4 separate regions of the Mus musculus genome follow, and regions 2, 3 and 4 are each linked to region 1. A link is a loop called in an ENCODE intact Hi-C map of the cell type or tissue named here. Cell type or tissue: left cerebral cortex. All regions are shown on one strand. Links, peaks and the distances in the headings refer to the core of each region. The heading gives the core; the rest is flanking DNA.

Region 1 (6,608 bases), core at 2,277-4,776:
GTGTAAGATCCAGAATAGGTGGATTGATTCCTGCAGGAAATTAATACTTACAAAAGGTATTGTTTAGGAGAAAAGGAAAGAAATATTCAAGCAGCTGAGAATGGGTTCTGCTAGGTTACATGTTACTTTGGCTGGTTGCTATAGCAAAGATCAGAGACAACATTATGGACTCAGATAATATTATATGAAGGGGACAGTCTGTTCTGAACACAGAATCACAAAAACCATTGCCTGTCTCCATGTTGTTTGAGAGCTGATGCCAAGAACTTTTAGCTAGACATAATGGTACATCCTTTTATTCCAGTTCTCAGAAAGCTGATATAGTAGAATCAGAAATTCAAGGGCACCCTGGTTTACAAAGTAAGACGTATATGAAACAAAACACTCTAGAACAACAGAAAACAAACAAAGGTAGCCTGTAATTTTTCAAATTGGTATCAGCTAGGCAATGAAACTTATATTAAACACTTAGGAGAAAACTGTCATCTGAATCCCTCCACCCATATGTGTGCACATGTAGGATTGTCTGTGACCCCCTTTGCTCTTAGTTTTCACTTGGTTTTGTCATAGCACTGATGGTTACTCTTAAGCATCTATACTATGTTTGGCATTGAAGGTGTTTGATGTGCATTGCTTATCTCCTCAGTATAATTACAGCGGGATGATGTACACATTCTTATTTTACAATTCTGGGAAACAAAGATTTGGAATGGGAAATTAATCGTCTCAATTTTTAGCACAGGTAAGAGCCTAAACTGGAATTAAAATTCATATATCGAAGCTTGGGTCATTCAAAATAGTTGGAACTTCCTCTGTGGACACTTAGACAGAGAACTAGGGATATCTCTGAACTCTGTGGCTAAAATTCCTGCTAAAATTATGAATCACCTTGAATTTCTCTGTACTTGGCTAAGAGTCTTGTTCTGCTGATTAGTCAGTTACCTGACCTCTTCGTATATCTTCCTTTTGTCCCTCATATAGATTCACTAGCTCAGATGGGTATCTCAACTCTGTATGGTTCTTCTAATTGTTATTATTGAAGGTCATTCCAAAATTGAATAAATATCCCCAAATAACCTTTTCATAGTTAATAAATTTCTGCTGTGCCTTTTTAACTTTTTAAAGTTGTGGTTCTTCTACATTCTCCTTTTCCTCTAAAGGTGTATAATCTAATGATGTATAATTAAACACTTAATGCTTTAAAAAAAAGGGGGGGAAAGCTTAGAGCAAAGGATATATCAAATGATGGTAGTTAGTATCCAGTAAAAAAAAAAATCTGAAATTTTGATACTTGACTGGAAAATAGCCAGTGTTGCTTTTTCAGTCTGCCTTTTTGCAATCTTAGTACAAGAAACATTACACTGAATAACCCTTGAGCAGTAGGAACTAATTTCTCTCAAACTGCAAAGTAGAATGTTTAACATTAAGGCATAAATGATGGTGTCTGCTATATTTTCTTCTGATGTCAGCTCCATATACAAGAGGAGAAAAATAAGTTTCTTGAAATCTGTAAAGACACTGGTTGTATTCACCCAATGAAATCCCCAGTGACTTCATAATCTCCTCAAAGCGTCTCCTCATTTCAGCACCACACATGGCCCTAGAGACTGGCACTGGGTTTGAGAAGATAATACCCTTCTTTTGTGTACTCATTGTCATCTCCCTGGACCTTCTATCCATATTTGTCCACTTTAGATTAGTGGTCCTCAACCTTCAAAATGATGCATCCAAATATAGTTCCTCATGTTGTGGTGACCCAAAGCATAAGACTATTTGGTTGCTATTTGATAACTGTAATTTATCTACTGCTTACCTGCAGAATGGCTCTCTGGGATGAGGCATCTTTATTTTATAATTATGGCTCTGTTAGTTACTGTGGGCTGTACCAAGTATCAGGTAATTCGTATAACTCAGGCACTCTGGGGAAAGAAACAGTAACAAGATGGAAAATTATTTAAATATTATATGGATGCTTTCTGGAGCTTAAACAGTGATCTCTTGTGCATGTAGCAGATGCATGGACATAGGTAGAAAAAGGGGACGTATACCTAAGATACAGATTAAGGTAAAACGACTGCTAGTTTGCTGAGGAAGAAAGCAGATTTTAATTAAAATTTAAAATGATTACTAGAGAAATATTTCAATGATCTTACTTGATATTTTGAAAGAATATCCAGTGGGATTCTTGACTACTACCTCCCAGATTTAGTTATTAAAGTTTCTGAGAGTTTTCCTATATCCACTCACTTTTTGCTTTTGTTTTCTTTCTCAAGTAGAATTGGTATGACAGATACACCTAGGCTACGCTTTTGATGGCATAAAATCCTCTGCCCTCAGAGATTCCTACACTTCCCAGGAGACCCAATCAGTATAAAGCGCTTCTTTACGTTGAGTGGAAAGCAGGGCCCATATAACTTCCATCTGTTACTCAATCTCTGTCCTCTGGGACCAAATAAAAACACTAAGCTCCCTTTCTGAATGCCTGACCCTTCAATATTTGCAGAAAGTATCTCACTAGTCCACCAGAAGTTTTTTATCCTCCACTAATAGGCCTCTGATTCACACTTTTTCAACAGATGCCATATTTTGCCATGCCTCTGGGCATGTTGGTCATTTCCCTTGGGTTATATTATAAATTTTTAAATGTCTGTCCATATAGATGTATCCGTTGTGGATAGACTTTCCACAATCTTTTGATCTCTTCACTGTACCCAATTGTGACTTTCTGTGATGGTTAGCTTTTGCTATGGATATACTACAGATATAAGATAAGCTTTAGAATGTAATAAAGAATTATGCTCATCTATCAAAGTGGCAATAGTAGATTCTTTTGTCATGTCCAAGACCTCAATAGACTCAAGGGCACTTGTAAACATACATGTGCACTCAGGTGTGTGAACACACACACACACACACACACACGTATTGTTTTGACAGTAGTGGTCTGAGACCATCAAAGGTATCTGAAAAAGGTTATTCGGAAAGAGCTAGAAGAAAGAAAAGGAGTAGAAAGCTGATATAATTCAATTTTAGTTGAAATTTAATTTTAAAAATCTCTTCTCCATGTTTGCCTAGACCAATGTTCAGAGGATTATTTTCCTGTCTCTGCATACTTCCATTGTTTGTTTGGTTTTTTTCGAACATTTTCTTACCCTATTTATGTGAGAACACGTGTGTTTGTGTATGTGTGTGTGCACACGTGTATACAAATATTCTACAATGAAAGACAATAAGATCCTATAATATTTAGATCAATGATGTGAATGAAATAATCACTTCCTCCTGATGTCAAATTGAAGCAGTAGCGAAGCCACACTGTGATACTGTGTTAGACATCACACATGAGCCAAGAACACAGAAGAAAATGCTTCAACAGTTAGATAATTATGTTAAAACAAACTGGGATTTATTATTATGGTTTTCTCCTTTAGGACTGAAGTTGACATGATTGCTGCTGCCGCTTCAGTGTAAGGTAATGTAGACTGAAATGTATTTGCCAGAAGATCCACAGGGAGCAGTCATCTGGGATTGACAGAGAGAGTCACTGGGTGTCACTGTTGAGTCACACAAAAACAACAGTCTGCTTGCTCCTAAGGATTGTCTCTAAAGAACACAAGAGCCGGAAGTTGAGGGTGGCTGCTTGTCTCCTCCTGGGCTGTGTGTCTTCATTAGGGTCAGGGTAGGTCATCTTTCTCCTTGCTTCCCTGTGAGAAGTGTCTAGTCAGATGAGTGTATGTCAGTGTGGACCTCAGCTTCCTCTGCTCTTGCTTAATGAGCTGATCTGTCCTCGATCTGCCTTGTGGTACTGTGACAGGGCTCTCTGCTTTTATGCATCTGTGCAGGAAGTGATCACACCCCTGCCAGCAGTCAAGCCCAGGACTGGCTCAGCCTAACCACTCTTTTCATAGCAGATAAATCATTCTACTTCTCAGTGAGGGTTTACATTAACACTGAATCCAATGAATGTTTGGTATCAGGGGCATATTTTCATTTTGTGTTGAATAAGATTAGTGGTTTTAACAGAAATTAAAAAAAAAAACAGGTACAGTTGAACTGCAGACTAGTTTTTTTTTCTTCCTTTTTTTATTAGGTATTTAGCTCATTTACATTTCCAATGCTATACCAAAAGTCCCCCATACCCACCCACCCCCAATCCCCTACCCACCCACTCCCCCTTTTTGGTCCTGGCATTCCCCTTTACTGGGGCATATAAAGTTTGCGTGTCCAATGGGCCTCTTTTTCCAGTGATGGCCGACTAGGCCATCTTTTGATACATATGCAGCTAGAGTCAAGAGCTCCGGGGTACTGGTTAGTTCATAATGTTTTTCTGCCTATAGAGTTGCAGATCCCTTTAGCTCCTTGGCTACTTTCTCTAGCTCCTCCATTGGGAGCCCTGTGATCCATCCATTAGGTGACTGTGAGCATCCACTTCTGTGTTTGCTAGGCCCCGGCATAGTCTCACAAGAGACAGCTACATCTGGGTCCTTTCGATAAAATCTTGCTAGTGTATGCAATGGTGTCAGCGTTTGGATGCTGATTATGGGGTGGATCCCTGGATATGGAAGTCTCTACATGGTCCATCCTTTCATCTCAGCTCCAAACATTGTCTCTGTAACTCCTTCCAAGGGTGTTTTGTTCCCATTTCTAAGGAGGGGCATAGTGTCCACACTTCAGTCTTCATTTTTCTTGAGTTTCATGTGTTTAGGAAATTGTATCTTATATCTTGGGTATCCTAGGTTTTGGGCTAATATCCACTTATCAGTGAGTACATATTGTGTGAGTTCCTTTGTGAATGTGTTACCTCACTCAGGATGATGCCCTCCAGGTCCATCCATTTGGCTAGGAATTTCATAAATTCATTCTTTTTAATAGCTGAGTAGTACTACATTGTGTAGATGTACCACATTTTCTGTATCCATTCCTCAGTTGAGGGGCATCTGGGTTCTTTCCAGCTTCTGGCTATTATAAATAAGGTTGCTATGAACATAGTGGAGCATGTGTCCTTCTTACCAGTTGGGGCATCTCCTGGATATATGCCCAGGAGAGGTATTGCTGGATCCTCTGGTAGTACTATGTCCAATTTTCTGAGGAACCGCCAAACTGATTTCCAGAGTGGTTGTACAAGCCTGCAATCCCACCAACAATGGAGGAGTTCCTCTTTCTCCACATCCACGTCAGCATCTGCTGTCACCTGAATTTTTGATCTTAGCCATTCTGACTGGTGTGAGGTAGAATCTCAGGGTTGTTTTGATTTGCATTTCCCTGATGATTAAGGATGTTGAACATTTTTTTCAGGTGCTTCTCTGCCATTCAGTATTCCTCAGGTGAGAATTCTTTGTTCAGAATAGTTTTTTAAGGGACAAAGAAAACAAATGTATAAAGGAAAGAAGAATTAAGAGAGTAAGAGGTGGGAGCAAAGACATCTGTCTGAACCTGAACTTGCTAGTAACCTCAAATAATCCTCTTGGGGAATAATGGGGATTTGAAGACAAGATTGTACCCTGTAATCAAGACTCCAAATAAAAATCCTCCTGACTCATCTTGTCTGGTGCTCACAATATTTAGTTATTCCTGAGGAGTGAGTGGCCTCTGAATTTTTATCAGGTTCCTGGGTAAGTTTTTCAACATCAATGAGAGATATCTATAATACTGAAAGTTCCAGAACCTAAAATCAGAGGATCAGCATACACAAAATTGACACATATTCCTGAAGAATATTTAGCAAGAATTCCCTCAAAATGAATCAATTTAATGACTGTGTGTTTTTCAAAGACTGTGTCAACTTCTTTACTTTTACTTCCTCTACAATTCAGTACCCAGTTGTTTGAAGAGATCTTTTAAAACACAAGCATGATTATTCTTTTCTTTTCTTCAAGCACCTCAAGAACAAGTTCCCACATTCAAGATGAGTACAAATTCATTACCCTGCTACCAAATCCTGACCATTGGTCTTGCTTTATTTCAGAACATGACTGTTTTCTATCCACGTAGTACTTGTACTACCATATTTCATACTCAGGATTCCCCACCAGTCTTTACATTGAAATAATGGAGGAAGCCTGAAGAACACAGAGGTGCTGCTAGAGAATGTAATAGGAAAATTGGGTGAGAGGGTATCAGCTTAAGAGAAGGGTGGGAAGGTAAGACCGATGGAGAAGAAGGAAGGGGAGTCAAATAATAAATAATAAAGAAGTTTGAAATCTCTGAAGTGAAACATTCTATGTTTACTCAAAACCACATATAGCATACATCTGTGTATATATTTTTAAACCGGATTATCCTAAACAGCCATATATTCCTCCCTCCTAAAGCCATAGGCTATCTAACAAAGAATCCCATGGGAAACCTCCTTTGAGTTTGGTGCACAGGCCTGAGGCTACTCAAATAGTATAGACAAATATTATTTTCCTGTTTTCATAACTTGAAGGTAAGATGATATTTATGAAGATACCACACACTTTGTACAAAAGATGTGAAGGAATCAATACATAGAAGGATTGGTCTAGAAGCGTACCCCATAGTGAATAGCTCTCATCATATTTGAAGGTGCTATGTAAACTGCTAAGGGAGAAAAGACAGCTGGAAAGCCTATAAACAATGACAGTGCC
Region 2 (6,608 bases), core at 2,220-4,719, 550 kb before region 1:
CCAGGCATTTCTGAGAATGTTAAGAACTGGGTGCCACTAACTTAGAATATCATAACCTAACCTAAGGAGAATTTTGAGCATGCTTGTATAATACTCAACTTCTAAGTTCTGAAGACTTGAGCTGTAGAGGTTTTATAAGGTCAGGGAGGGGAGGAGGTAGAAGAGACAGAGCACTGAATGAGTGAGATTTACTTTTTTGTTTTCAAACTGAAATAATTCCAGTTTGTTCAGTTTTTTTTTTGGGGGGGGGTGTGGACCACAATGTTGTCTCTAGATTATTAGCCGCTGTAATTCTGACAGATAATCAGGACTAATATAGGTTTAGCACTAAGCATGCATGTTTTTAAAGCCATAGCTTCACTACTTATAATTTGAAGGGAAGTTATTTAAAATGATGTTTTCATTACTTCTAGAGTCAAAAAGAGGTGGTCTATATAGGAGACACTGAGATAAATTGTAGGCCAGAACTCTTGGAAGCATCAGATACAGATGATGGCCCAGGTTCCAGAGAGAGAAGATGGAAATTCCTGAAGTTTGATGAGAAAAACAAAATGCCAGGAAGGATAAATGCTTAATAAGTAAAATGCTTTCTCAGAAAGCACAAGGACATGCCTGAATTTGGTAGCTGGCTCTCACAGAAAAAGCTAATTGTGGTACGTGTGCTCTCATTCCCATTAGTTGGAGACAGCTTACTGAAGGGGCTCACTGGCTAGTTAATCAAGCAAATTGTAAGCTCCAGGTTCAGTGAGATATCATTTCTCATAATATAGGGTGGAGAAATTCTCATGTAAAAATTAGGCCTATACACTCACACACAGTTGAATACACACACACACACACACACACACACACACACACACACACACATTACATTTTTTCACTTAGATATTTTTTCCCTTTTCTTCTTCTTTTTTCCTTCATCATTTGGCAAATATATATTTATCCTTAGCTTTTTTTAAACGATGTTTACTTATACTGAGAAAATGTACATCACCCTGGAAGCACAAATGATGAGTTTTCACAAAGATAGTTGCCACCAGGCAAGGGGGAAAGAAATTGTTATCAGCACACAGCAATCTCATGTTCAACCCAAGACCATTTTTTATTCTGTTGAGCAGTTCACTGTCCATCCCAATTCACTTTAATACTGTCAAAATCTGCTTACATTTGTTCGATTTCTTTCTAGAACCAAAGCAATGATACTTAAATATTCTATTTATTACACTGCTTATTTTGCTTGTGGAGTTTTTCAGGTTGTTTAATATGTTGATAATTTTTTTTCATTCCTAAATCTCTTATTATGTATGTTTCACAAGTAATGGTTTCTTCTTCTCTTTTGTGAGTGTAACTTTTTAACAATAATTTGTGGCTATTATGAATACTATTGCTAATTCTAATAGAAATGATGACATTGAAAACTGCTACTGCTAATAGCAGTCCTGAGAGTATTCTTATACCTCTCTGTCACTATTCACATCTGCATTGTGGATGCAAAATCGACAACAGAATTGCAGTTTTATAGGGACAGTTGCTTATGAAGAGTTCCAGAAAGCAATGCTGAAGTGTCTCTGGTAATCTACAGTGTATCAGTAGTGATGGATACTGTACCGGATCTTCATAATGGATGATGTACATAGGTGTGCATGTATCAATATGTCATGTGTTTTGCATCAGTTTAATAAGGGATGATCTCAAAAATGGTTTTATTTGTATTAATTTTTGTGAGTGTTCCCTACCTTCCTTGATTTTAATCTCCTTCTGCCCATTGTTTCTGCTGGCCTTTCTGGTTTTGGCATTGTTCTACAGTGGTTTTGACTCATGCTTGAAGTGAATGCCTTATTTTGAATGTCTTCTTAAACCCTAGGATTCATCCTTTTCTACAGTGCCAATGTCTTTCATTGCCCTGTCTCAATTTCAGCATAGATAAATTTGCTTAATTTAATTTTCATTACATTTTGAGCACTCAGTGTTCAGGTTAAAGAGTTTCATTGAATGAGATTAAAAATACATTCTATAGAGTCTTTTTAAGTATTGGATTTACAATCCATCTTAAATTTTGTGTGATGTCATATAACAGTACTTGTTTTCATGTGGTTGTCCAGTGTGCTCATCTACCACTGTTCATGTAAATGGCTCTCTTTTATCATCCAAACTTTGGTTTCATCTCTTCCTTAACTGAACTGACAACACATTTAGTCTGATATCCTCCTGTATTGACTCCAGGCTAGCAGGGATAAAGTCTCTACTGATTCTATGCTTTGCCCTAAGTCCACTACTGGAACAGTATCAGAATCAATATTTCTGTATTCTCGACCATATTCCAAATGAAATAGTGAATAATAAATAACTGATGGTTAAATATGGTTATTAGTTTAAGCATATTATGCCTATGAAGTAAAAAGGAAAAAGCAAAGAACAATGAGTGGTGTGGTAGAGAATTAAAGTGTTTGGGGTCTAAGAAGATAGGAAATCACTATTCAAATAGGTCTTAAGGAATGTTGCACTTTCTCCAGGACATGTATCTTCTCCACACATTCATGGAGGCATCAGTTGTCCTGGCTGACTGTTAGAAAAGACTTGGAAAGTATCAAATTATCTGGCTTGTAGTTTCCTGATGGTTAGAGGTTTTTTGCTTTTCCTTTGTCTTTTTCTCTCTCTTGTGACTGTGCAATGAAAAAAAAAAAAAACTATTGAGTAAAAATGTAACAGTTTGCTTTTTTAGATTGTTGGAAAACACATTGGATGCCTCAAAATGAAAAAAAAGGCATTCTGTCATTGTGTTCCACAAGTCTCACATAAGAGCAGAAAACCTCGAACTTATCCATATTCACTTGTGAAACTTAAGTATGTTCAGTTTTTTGCAACCGTCCCAGCCCATCACTTCCTATCATGGTACCGACCTCTTTTCTAACTAACACCTCCGTGAGACCTAAGTGCCTGATTAGTATGGAAACTCTAAAGGAAATAGAACAACTCTTAAGGAAAAGAACAATTTCCCTGGTTATTCCCTCATGGTGAAAAGCAGAGAGGGTTGGAACTTGGCATCTGAAAACTGTGAAATCCTAGGATTCAGGTTGTGCTCACTGAAGGGATGGACTTGTGGGTCTCGTGCGCTGTATTTCCCAGATTGTCGATAAGAATTCCTGCAGAACACGGGTGTGGCATTAGGAACAGATCAGTTTGGAAACTGCTGTGTTTTCCTTGTCATTTGCTCTCTGTGACCCTTTGCCATGTCCTCTGCTCTTCAGTTTTGCATCCATTGAATGACCTTCCCACTGAGGATTAATTTGTGGATGGGAAGTGCTATTCCACATGCAAATTGTAGAGCTCATTTGAATTAAAATGAATTAATGTGTTCAAGATTCTTTGAGCCAATAGCAGCCTCCTGTCCACTAAATTGTGTCATTACTATCAAGGCTAGTCACTTCGTGCTTAGCCTTGATGAGGAGCTTGGGGAGGGGACCTGGTACCTAAATCCCTGGGAATAGCAATTCAATCAGATTAACAGCTTTCTTTTAAGCAAGATGCTTCAGTGCTAGCCTTCCTCAGCTTTGGTGCTGACGCTGCGTGCCTTTTCTCTAGTGCCACTAGATGGCGATAAAATTCCTTATTGTCCTCTACCTCTTGCCCAGCACCAATCCTCCAGCTTCCACCGTTACTGCTTCTGAGTCTAAGCAGGCTCCACTAGGGTTAGAAGGGGCTCCTTTCTTGAGAAAAAAAATCCTGGGCCCCCAGGGGTGCTTGAGACAGAAAATGCCTCATGGCCTTGGTGACCGTGGAACTTTCTCTTCTTTGGCCTTGTCTTACTTTACTACCACATGGTTTATCCATTTCCTCATCTATAAAGACAGGTTACATACATACATACATACATACATACATACATACGTACGTACGTACATGCGTACATACGTACATACGTACATACGTACATACGTACATACGTACATACCTACATACGTACATATGTACATACATACATACATACGTACGTACGTACATATGTATATACATGCATGCATACATACATACATACATACATACATACATACATACATACATACATACAGTACAGACAATAGCTTATGGGAGTTTTCACATCATTGGAAAACCCTATTTCTAATACTAAAATCACACATCACTTCTATTTGTAAACATGATGTATGCCAAGCTGTTCCAGATGAAGACATTATCAATCTGCCTTCAACCTGCCTTTTCCCATCTCTAAACACCAGGGGAGAATCCTTCCATATCGTCCCTGCTTCCTTTCCAGGTGGCCCGGGTACACATTCCCAGGACTCTCTCCCCATGGGATCTGTAGTCATTGGTTAGGGGAGGCTACTCTCTCCTCCAAGATTTTTTTTCAAACAGCTTATCCAAGCCAGCTCTTCTTCCCATTAAAAAACAGAGGGTACTTTTGGGTTGTTTGTTTGTTTTTGGTTTTTTGGTTGTTTGTTTGTTTTTAATTCAAAGACCCCAAGATGACAGAGACTTAGAAACTTTTCATTTCTTTAGTCCAGTAGATTGTCAGCTCTACCATGGCAATCTCCTGTAAGATTTTAAAACGCAGATTGCTGGATGTCTGTCACCCAGGGTTTGTGAAGCAGGAAGTCTAGAAGTAGCCTGAGAATTTGCCTTTTAGCAGGTTCACTGCTGACACCAAGGCTTCTCTTCCTTCTTCACAGGACTAAAGGGAAGGTCCCAACCTGATGTTTCACAAGTGCAGAACCCGAGGTCCACTGAAGAGAAATGATTGCTCAAGGTCACAAAGTAAACTGAAATTAGCAAGGACGGGGATACCAGAGTCTTTTAAGCACAGCTCTGTAAGTCCTCATTCGAATCAGTGCTTCTTAGGAAATTTCTTTTCTTCCCTTTATGGAGAAAGGATTTGCTGAGCAAATTTACAGACAAAATCAGATGGTAGGTGAATTGTTTAATCTGTAATCACTTAAAATAGACTTCTATTATTTTTTTTTTTTTAGTTTAAATTAAAGCATGAACTATGAGGGACCTGGTTCTAAGTGCAGAGGCTGACCTTTCAATACAGCCACCATGGTGCAGCCCTTTGTAGCTGCCTTTGCACCTGGGCAAGATTCCAGGAAAACTTGCTCTCTTGATTTCCCCCCAATAATTAATGCCAACATTTTCTCTCTCACACTTCAATACTATGCCAGAATGCTTCCATGTAATAACTTGAACATTTTAGATTTTCTAAAATGCCCAAATGGAAATGGACAAATTTGAGATGTACTTAACAAGGACTTTAGTAATATATTGTTCCAGAATTGTGGCGCTCTCAGCAATTGTGGTAAGTAGCTTGATTACAGAGATGAATGTGTCTATGTGATAATTATAATAATAATAGTTATAACTATGAATTTGTTTTCATCAATACCTTCTGTTTGGCTCCACTGGCTTTCAAGTGGTTTTTGGTAATAATTTTCATTTTTTTGTACTCTATTGAAAAATAAATACCAGTTAATAAAGCCTATCAGAAAGATAATGAGAATATTTGAGATTAAAGCCAAATTTAACTCATATTATTTGAATTGTAAGTCATAAAATATATCCATCAAAAATCCTCATTCCTTCTACTTCAAACTGTGATTGCACATGGAGAAAAAAGATTTAAGAGGTAAAATTGAAGTCTAGTAGGTCTTCATTTGTGTGAATGATAATCTTACAAAAGGAGATGATTAGAAGATAGTCAGAAAGTGAAAGCCATGCATTAATAAGAATATATGAAAACATAGTTGTGGACAAATGAGGCAGAGACTCATTGGAAGAAATCTCATTTGTTGAACTCACAGTCTTGAACTTGTAGCTTTCAAATATATGAAAAAAAATATGTTTCTAATTTCTAAGACACCGGGTTGTGATAGCTGATAGTTTTCAATGACAACTATTTAAGAATAATCTGAAAAATGTACTCCTAGATTAAGCATTAGGTTGAAATACACAGATGGCCAGGATCTTCTGAGAGAGATGATATAGAGATGCCCTTAATGAAGTGGAGTCTGCTAAGCACACATTAAGAAGGCAGTCTTAAAGGAGGATGGATGTGCAAATCTAGTCACTTAGGAAACAGAAATATCCCCAAGCATACACTTAGTTGCAGAAGGATGTTCTTTGCAGCGATACTTATAAAGGAAAAATTGAAAGATTACCATCGTCAAACACTGTGAAGGACTCAAGAATTTATCAATCTTCCCCAAATTAAACTTAAAAACTCAAGTACACTGTTTGTCTGTTCCTAAATAAAGGCTGCACAGCGCCAGCAAAAAGGGCTTTGTGCGCACAGCAATTTAAGATCAGCAAGGACTGGGATTTTAGCTTCAGCTTACAATTGTTACCAATCATTGATTTGCCTGATTTCCATCCCTTGAATCTCATATACCAGGCACAGTAGTCCACACCAACAATCCCAGTGCTTGGAAGAAGCATAGACACAGGAGTATCAGAAGATCCATAGAGGGCTTGAGGTCAGCTTGTGAAACATGGAGAAACTTGTTTCAAATCACCCCATCAATAATCAAGAAAATAAGCACCCACAAATAATTTGTACTAGGAACTTAGAGTTCTTGCATAGATTCTCTAATTGCAATGAA
Region 3 (6,608 bases), core at 2,500-4,999, 740 kb after region 1:
TAACCTTTCAACAGCAAGCACTGAACGTATCCAAGATGAAATGACTGAGTCCATATTTCCAAGGTGAAGGGGAAGTGGCTCTTCCCAAACCTACCTTTGGTGCAGACTGATGAGGACCTTCCATTGAAGGCCCCAATACCATTGGGATGAGGATGAGGCACTACTGGTGTGACGATGAGGACTGCCTAGCCCCCTTCCGAGCTCTGCACCTTGCAAGAGGATTTCAGTTAGCAGGGAGGAGGTAGTCCTTGGAAGTTGGAGATAAAGGAGAAAGAAAATGAACTGAAGGTAATCAGTCTGAAAATTGCTTAGGTCATGATGATTGTGGATGGTTGTTTCTATTTCTATTTTTTTCTATAGAATCAACATTCTCACTCCTCTAAGAAAGGATTTCATTTAAAAATGAAACTTTTAAAAGTCCTTATTGTGGCTAGTCCTGAATTGCTTTGTAAAAGTTATATTTACATATTTGTGTTTTGTTTTTACCCTTTATTTGGTCATTATGTTGCTTCTACTTGTCTAACTTCTAACCAATTTTTTTTTCGAGACAGGGTTTCTCTGTATAGCTCTGGCTGTCCTGGAACTCACCTTGTAGACCAGGCTGTCCTCAAACTCAGAAGTCTGCCTGCCTCTGCCTCCCAAGTGTTGGGATTAAAGGTATGTGCCACCAAAGCCTGGCTCTAACCATTTTCTAATATTGCCAGTGGACCTATTCTTTCTATAAAGTCTTTATTTTTCAGACTGCCAAGCTGAGTTATAGCTTTCTTAGAGTTCTTCTCTGCATACCTAACTCCATCAAAACACTCACCTTGGTGTTCTGCAAAGATACGCATGCACACACACACACACACACACACACACACACACACACACACACACATATAAACTATAAGTATATATATATACACACACACATACATACACATACATACATATATAATGTGAATGGCATATAACACTGATCTTTTTTTACAATATTTAGATTTTTGATATCTTCATTCATTTACTAGAGGATTTGCTTAAAGATTGATGAGTGACTGGATCTGCTTATGCTCTAGGGATATTCTATAATGCAATTCTTGACATAAAAGATTACCCAAGTAAATGAACAATGGACTCTTTCAAACGCTGAGGTCTGAAAACCTATGGAAGTATGTTATAGGCAGCACAAAATGTAAATGTGTGCTAATTCATTTGCTAATAATGAGAATATTAAAAGTTTAATATGCTGTTTTAGGATAAACATTTTTTTTCTTCCTTCACCTTTAGTTAAATAAACCAGAAAATTCTCCCTCTGTAAATGGAAGGCCTCCATTTTCACTTTCAACTATCACTGATGGGTGTTCAGGTCACATGCTATTTAGGTTGCTGAAAAAGATACTATGAAGGTTGTATGAGGAAGCACATAATAGAAGTCGAGTCAGTGTGTGTTGGGGTGAAGGGATCATCATAGCTGTTATAACATAACCTGACATGGGGATGACTCTTTCTCTTTGGTGAAAGCAGTACTCACTGCAGGTGGAAAATAGAGCTAAGCAGTTGCTTGTCCAGGCAGACAATCAGTGAACACTGATGGCATAGACTGGAGAACCTCTGTTTTCTAAAGTACACTTCGATGATTTTGCATTTTACTCCAACTGTACAAATGAGGATCCAAGTGTCAGAGAAGTACTTCTTGCATGTACCACCTAAATGCTGAGCTCCTAAGGCGAATTAGCACTGTCCTCACAAATCTTCTGAGGAACTTTGAGATGAGCCTGCCTTCTTCAGTCTGGCATTCTACTAAACCCAACTTCCTCAAAAAAGGGATAGTGTTTATATATATATATATATGTGTGTGTGTGTGTGTGTGTGTGTGTGTGTGTGGTAAAGCCTTGATGCATGTGCACTATTATAACTTAATCTAAAAGAAATTAAAAATACGTGGGAAGCCTTATATTCTCTATACTCTTCAAAACTTCTATTAATACTATTATTACTCAGTCATGGACTATAGTCAAAACCATCTCTACTAGGAAAAAATTTCTGAACAATATGATACTGTACTTCCTTTTGGGGAAAGTAGGTGAAAAGTTTTTGTTTACCCAAGCAAAACCATCACCAAACACAACCTTGGATAGAGAAATCTTTTACCCTTGGGTAAAAATTTTCAAAACCGAAAACAGCCAAGAATTTGGAGTGCTGAGGAGGAATATGTCTTGTCAAGGGCATACGACTATCAGAGTCAAACTCTTATGGGGCAGTTATTATCGGGTTATTCATGAGCATGCTGCTTCCCTTTGACCCTAGTTTATAAACTAAGGAGTTTAAAGAGCTAATCTCTAAGTTTATTGACTGTTCTATAATTGTGTCAGTTTGTGTTCTTCCAACCCCACCTATGGACCATTTTCCTTTAGTGTCAGTTTATTGAGACGTAAAGAAGCCATATGGGTAAGTTTGCAGTGTTGTTGCACCCACCACCCCCACCACCCCCATCCCCAGCAGAGCATCAAAAGAAGCACAAAGAATTAAGCATAAAGAGGAAAGAAATCTTAACCGAAGAAATATCTTCTTTATCTACGTCCATTTCCTCTCACAAGGAAAAATGGCAGTGTCAGAGGTACATTACATATAGCTTGTTCTCTCTCTTTTAGTGTTTAATCTTAGCACCTGCACAGCAGAGGTCTTTACAATTCATTGCATATGCTCTCCCCTTCTCCCCCCCATCACACAGCACCTGAGGCCAAAGAAGCCACCAACTCAAAGCTTCACACAATTCTGAGACCCTTCTTCATGACAGAATATAGAAGTAAGAGACATGCCCCACGGTTTTATACAGTCGCTAGAACACGTTAGCTTCCAACAAATGAAGTTTTTTCCTCCTTTCCTTTGAATACTAATTACATTTTACAAATTTGTGTATGCGTGTGTGTGTCTGTCTGTCTGTCTGTATGTGTATGTATGTATATGTTCTCTTTTGTTTTGCTTTGTTTTGTTCTGTTGTATTTGCACAACAGAAGGGAAAGTCCATGGCAAAGGGTCCCGGGTTAGCAGAGTTTGGCTGTCATCTGGTCAGACTGTTTGAGGATCTCAGTGTTGTAGAGGTCCAAGGCATGGTTCACCCTGATAATCTCACTGTTGGTCAGCTTCAGGCGGTGCTTCAGCATACAGGAAAACAAGTCCAGCTGGGGTTTTCCTGGGGCCACAGGAGGGGCCAGGCGGTTGATTCGGTCCCGAATGTCCAACATGAGAAGCATCACGGATGAGGAGGAATAGAACTGACCACCCTGTGTATAGGACTGATTCACCTGTTGCACGGCACTTCGTAGGAGGTCAGCATTGAACCTCAGGCTGTACCCAAACACCTGTACATCAGAGATCTTGATGTAGAACTGCCTTTTGGAGGGATCCGACAGGTCCACCGGGCCCTGGCCAGTCTCATTGCGTAGGGTGGGTAGCCGAGTCCGACTACGTAGGTAGATATGGACAGTCTCGAAAAAAGTTTTCCACCGATTGCCCAGCAAGAGAGTCCAATTGTAGCATTGGCTGTTTTGCAGACGGATCTTCTCCCAACGAGGGTAGCCAAATTCCCCAAAGGGCATGTTCCAGCCTTCTGAATGGCTCCCACTGAAGGGATTGACATAGACAAAGAACATAGGGTCCAGGCTGCTGTTGCGCATCTGGCAGATACGCATGGACATTCCGATCACCATGTGGATAAAGTCCATGCGGTTCTTGTTGCTTTTGAGAGTGAGGGACATGCGCTTGCGCCACCGAGGGTCAAAAAATGTATCCAGGCGAATCTCATTGCTGATGAAGGTAGTATGGACATAGAGGCGTGAATCCATCTTCTGCAACAGGTACTTCAGTTCCAAGTCCTGGAAGTCCAGGTCGGTCTCAAAGCTGATGAACTGCTCACTCCGCTCAGAGTCCACGTTTTGTGGTTCACAGCGGCCTCTATACAGCTTGTAGCCCTTATTGCAGGAGCCACAGAGTGAGATGTTGGCCAGGCTGCACATGGCACAGCTGTTGTTCCCACCTATGATACATGGGATAGGGCGCTGGCACAGTGTGGTGCTACCATGGCACACACAACTCCTCTGGCTTTCCAGGAAGGTTCCCCAGAACCCATTCTCATTGCAATAGAGAAGTGACTGGACCCTTGCAAGCCACTGTTGAATTGTCCTGTGAAAAAGAAGGAAAATGTTAGCTCCCATCAATAGGAATGTGAGGTACATCATACAACTGGCCATGCAAGTTGGAGCCTCCCAAAGAAAGAAAAGTGGAGATTAGATTTTTCTTTTAGTAAAATGCTTTCAATGCAAGTATGAGGACTTAAATTTAATTCCCAATATGCATGTAGACAAAGTAGGCATGGTGGCTCACATGTATAATTACAGGTTTTGGAGGGCAGAGACAGAAGGATCCCTAAGATTCACTAGCAAGCCAGTCTACTCTAATTGGTAAGTCCTAGGAATAAGCAGATTAAAATATAAAAGAATGTAGAATGAATATATATTAATAAATACATTGTCATTCTGTATACTGTCTTAAAGCTATTATATCACATTGTACTTTACACATCTAACATTCTTTGTGAATATCTATAAAAAGGAGGCATTTTACTAATTATTAGGATATTTATCTATCTCTAACTATTCCATTATACAATAGGCGCTGAGAAATCGGTTTTAGGGAATAAAGTTTCTGAGCACAAATACGCTTTCTGAAGAGAACAAATCATGGAAAGTCTCACATGGGCAAGATTTGTGACCCTCTATGTTTTCTCCCTTTCTTTCTTCCTTCTTTCTTTCTTTCTTTCTTTCTTTCTTTCTTTCTTTCTTTCTTTCTTTCTATCTTGTTTTTAATTTTTATTTTTATGTCAACATCAGAGGATTCCACACCTTCCACTGATGAAGATATGGCATGCCCAACCCTGTCAACAGAAATAAGCTTCATTCCATCATAATCATTGTATCATAGAAGTCATGTAGTACTTCTATATGGATCATATGATATGATTCTCACAGTGGCTTTTCATAATATGCAATAACAATATAAGTTCTTCAGTTGTCCAGTATTCTAAATTCTCAATTGTATGGCATTTCTATTACAAACTGTGTTTCTAAAACCCCTCCACATTGTCAATCCATGCTGTGAATGATGCCAGTGTCTGTACCCAGATTCCAGGCAATAAAACATTTTAATGAAGACGGGTACATGAACCAATAAAAAGCAGCAGAAGAATAAAAAAAATATGTAAATCTGTCAGCCCAGAGGCCTTTCATTTTTCCATGTTTCTTTGGAAGTTACCTCCTCTCTGTCCTCCATGCTACAAACAGTCCTGCATATCTGTCCACCAGTCTTTACTATGCACAGGGATTTTTATGCCCAGTTTCTCACTTGAGCCTACCAAAAACACCCAGAAAATGACTTGAGATTTAGGCTTCACCAGTGAATGGATAAAATGGATGAAACTCTGTTCTTGAACAGGGTTGACAGTGGGCAATTTCCTTAGCTTCCCCACTCACCCCTCCTACCAATCCTTACAGGATTGTTGTAAGGATTATACAATTTTTTGTGTGAATTATACATATAAATTTGGTAGGCACTAAGGGTTTAGTAAAATTCAGCTCTTGTTCTTCTTGCAAAAGAGTGGTAGCATGAGTACAGGATCTCCAAGGCAAACTGATGGACCATATGGCCCTCAAGAAGAGAAGTCTCCTGACACATCAGCTTTTCTTTGGGCATTATCTATCAGCCCAAATTTTTAAAACAGTCTTAAATAAAATGTACTAGGACCCCAAGCAAGATTTGTGATGACGCAGATGATTGATGATGATGATGATGGAGCTCATAGTTCATGATCTTTCAGCACTATGAGAATGAGAAAGGGATCTCATTTCCACCACACATCCTGTGGTGGGATGTGCTAGTCAACTGTCTGTTGCAGCAATTCTCTTGACATACAATCACAAAATCATAAACCCCTAAAGTCAGTGGGGAGATAAGACAGTCTAAGGTGATGAGCACGGATATTGTTGGTTCAAGCAGAACTAAGTCAGGGAGAGAAAAAAAAAACAACAAAAATCAAATCTATCCTGGAACAGGGAATGAGTCATTACATCTCTTAAATCCTTGGTATTCTTTGCTAAAATGGGGATAATAAGGTCTGTCTCAAGAGGCTGGTACAGGGATGCTGAGAAGATATATTTAAACTGCGGAGAGAAGTCTAGGATACAGCAATTATAAAAAAGAGAAAAAAATGTAAGAGTACACAGTGCTCATATCTCAGAGAATAAGCTCTTCCTTTGAAGGTTCTGAGTACTCTCTTGAATGCTCTGAAGTCTAAAAGAAGCCATTTTGTTGTAGTCATTTGAAAATGGATACTGTTGAAATGGCTGCCTAGCTGACTTGGGATTTAAATGAGTTACTTATCAGCTGAGAAAAATGGTGGAATAATTAGCTTCTTGAAACTGTCTACCTGTTTAATCCACAAAACCACCCCCTCCATCTGGTAAAATAAAAAGAAAAGGAAAAAAAAAAAGACCTCTCGGAAAACATCCCAAGGCATTGTGCTGTTTGTCTCATCCCTAGTTTCTCCTCCAGCCTCTCAGGTTTAGGAGGCA
Region 4 (2,500 bases), core at 1-2,500, 820 kb after region 1:
ATAACCAATAAAATACAAATCTAGAAAGGAAGGAAGGAAGGAAGGAAGGAAGGAAGGGAGGGAGGGAGGGAGGGAGGGGAAAGGAACGGGAGGGGAGGGGAGGAGAGGGGAGGAAGGAAGGAAAGAAAACAGCAATTATCTTTATGTCTGGGATGTGTGGTCAGAACCATGAACAGCACACTTGGTCCTATGGTGTTGGGGGGGGGTGTATGGTTGCTGAGTAAAGTTTACAAGCTGTGCTCTGCTTTTCTAGTTACAGTTTTAATAAAACAAAGGAAAGTAACCCTAGAATAGTCCATTGACAGGGAGAGTAGGAAAGTAGGGGGTCCAAGAATTCTGTGCAAATTGAAATTTGCATGAAATGATATTTGACCAGACAAAGATGGAGGAAGGAATTTCAGAAAGCATAACTTGCTTTTGTAAAAATAAAAGATATTGAGAATGGATGGATTATATGAAAGGAGAAGAGGATGTGAGCACATATAAAAGATAAGAGCAAAAGCAGATATATAGTATCATTACATGACTTCTGTAGTATGGGTATTTTAATGTCTTGTCCCTGGGTCCCTAATGAGACTATAGCCTTCCCAAAGCAGGGCTGGGAAACACTTGCTTCCTAATTAATACACTGTAACTATCAGAACTCCGTGTGTGTGTGTGTGTGTGTGTGTGTGTGTGTGAAACTGCTGTTAATGGTTGATAATTTCAGACTACATGGTATGTTCGGTATGAGTGTGTGTGCCATGTGTACACAGTCCTGCATGTGTGCTTGTGCGTATGTAATGTAGAGGGTACTGTCAGGTGTATTTTACAGTCATCCTGCACCGTAATTTTGATTCAGTGCCTCTTTCTGAATTGGTAGCTGACGGATCTAGGTAAAATAGTGGGCTAGCAAGCTCTGGAGATCCACCTGATCTACCCTGCCACTCAGTACTGAGATAACAGATGCAAACCTGCATACTTTGTTTATAATTGACAACTGAAGATCTAAATCCAGGACTTCATACTTTTAACGACAAACACTTTCTCCTTGATCCATTCTTCCTACTCTATAAACATTTTTATTTTAAAAATAAAGTTTCACTTAGTGTGTACTTGAGCATGCCTGCCTGTGCATGGAGGACAATTTGAATGAATGAGTTCTTTTCTTTATCCTAAGTTAATCCTGGAAGTTAATAAGAAGTGAATAAAATTGATTTTAATAAAGACTTAATTTAGCACAGCTTATATTCTTGTAAGAAAAGATACATATCAAAGAAACCAACATGAAGAGGGTAGAAATGTCCAGACAAACAATGAAAAGGGTGTTTGGAAGTTCCAGATTGTGGCAAAGCTATTTTGAAGGAAAGAAAAGCGAACCCATGGAGCCACCTGGTGGTGGAAGAATGACCTCCAATGAAAGAACAGTGGGTGCAAAGATCCTGAGGTAAGACTAGGTCTGTCTTTTGGAGACGAACATCAAGGATGGAGCAGAGATGAGAAGGAGTAAGACAAAAGACAATGACAGAAAAGCCGACTGACAACATCAACATTTGGGATTGTAAGATTACAGATCTTGAGAGACTCAAGCTTTGGTAAAAAAAGAAAAAAAGAAAAAGAAAAAGAAAACAAATGTTAAACTGGAACTAGACTCTACACAGGCTAGGCAAATACCCTATCACTGAGCTATATTCTAGTCCTTATTATAAATTGTAAGGTATATAAAAAGCTAAAAAAAATATTTTTGAGCCAATCAAATCCGACTATGACTGGAGGAAAGTAGTTTGGGAGCTGTTTTCTGGAAAGGAACAGCTTTTAAGTTCATTGAGCATCTTAGACAACCACTCAGTTCCATTCTTGTGCTCTGGAACAGACATAGGCAATATGTAAACAAGTAAGTATGGCTTATTATAATAAAATAATATTTACCAAAAGCAAGTGGCAGGCAGATTATGCCATGGAGAGTGTATACCCTTCTTTTGAATGCTTCATTTTGATTCCATTCATAGAAGAAATCAAATTCAATTTGCCTAATTCATGGATTGGAAATGGACTGTCAAGTACCTTAAGTTATAAACCCAAGTAGAGAGGAAGGAAAAGATTAGAATGACTTAGTCAAAGTCTGAGCTCATGACTCCAGGTGCTGGTGACTTCCCATGTACCATGCCATGTGAGAACAAATAAGATAAACTGAAATGAAGCAAGGAAGAAATGTTGCCTGTGTGCTCTGCTGGCCCAGGAACAATTTCATGTAAGTGCTCAGTGAATTGAGCACAACATAAAATAAATCTTTCCTTCTGAGCCCACAGAGCAAGCAAATCCCCCTGGAGGAGAAGGAAGAACCTACCATGACACAGGATCTGCAGAGTATGCTCATGCCCAATTAAGCATCTCAGCGGGGTGGGTGAACCAATTAGACTGAGATTTAAAAAAGGATCCTAGATGGAAGGCATGAAAATTCTACTTTCAAGACCCATACCATTAGGAGGGCTGAAAGCAGGAGAGAGAATGATGACAAGGA

The links. Peaks named below come from ENCODE experiments on the same cell type or tissue, not always from the same donor. Only the 100,000 strongest peaks of a DNase experiment are listed, where the experiment ranks them.
Region 2: a loop joins it to region 1, with 7 times the contacts of the local background. A loop is called at or near these places in 3 of 42 quality-filtered maps.
Region 3: it touches region 1 in a loop (3.0-fold over the local background); 2 of 42 quality-filtered maps call a loop at or near these places.
Region 4: a loop joins it to region 1, with 7 times the contacts of the local background. A loop is called at or near these places in 10 of 42 quality-filtered maps.

The regions. Positions count from the first base shown.
Region 1 is chr4:68,019,421-68,026,028 of GRCm38, forward strand. No RefSeq gene overlaps it. Among named protein-coding and RNA genes, the nearest start is that of Gm23738, 160 kb to the right of the region's middle. In left cerebral cortex, for the core only: a CTCF peak has its summit at 3,524; a DNase peak (open chromatin) is centred at 3,567; H3K27ac peaks cover 295 bases.
Region 2 is chr4:67,473,997-67,480,604 of GRCm38, forward strand. No RefSeq gene overlaps it. Among named protein-coding and RNA genes, the nearest start is that of Tlr4, 650 kb to the left of the region's middle. In left cerebral cortex, for the core only: a CTCF peak has its summit at 3,565 (motif pointing right); a DNase peak (open chromatin) is centred at 3,603.
Region 3 is chr4:68,758,983-68,765,590 of GRCm38, forward strand. It overlaps Brinp1 (bone morphogenic protein/retinoic acid inducible neural specific 1), which reads right to left. Exons shown (of 8, transcript NM_019967.2): 8 at 2,390-4,164. The coding sequence ends at 3,027. Among named protein-coding and RNA genes, the nearest start is that of Brinp1, 190 kb to the right of the region's middle. In left cerebral cortex, for the core only: no CTCF peak of the experiment used is centred there; a DNase peak (open chromatin) is centred at 3,741.
Region 4 is chr4:68,844,793-68,847,292 of GRCm38, forward strand. All of the region lies in intron 2 of Brinp1 (bone morphogenic protein/retinoic acid inducible neural specific 1), which reads right to left. Among named protein-coding and RNA genes, the nearest start is that of Brinp1, 110 kb to the right of the region's middle. In left cerebral cortex, for the core only: a CTCF peak has its summit at 1,371 (motif pointing left); a DNase peak (open chromatin) is centred at 1,367.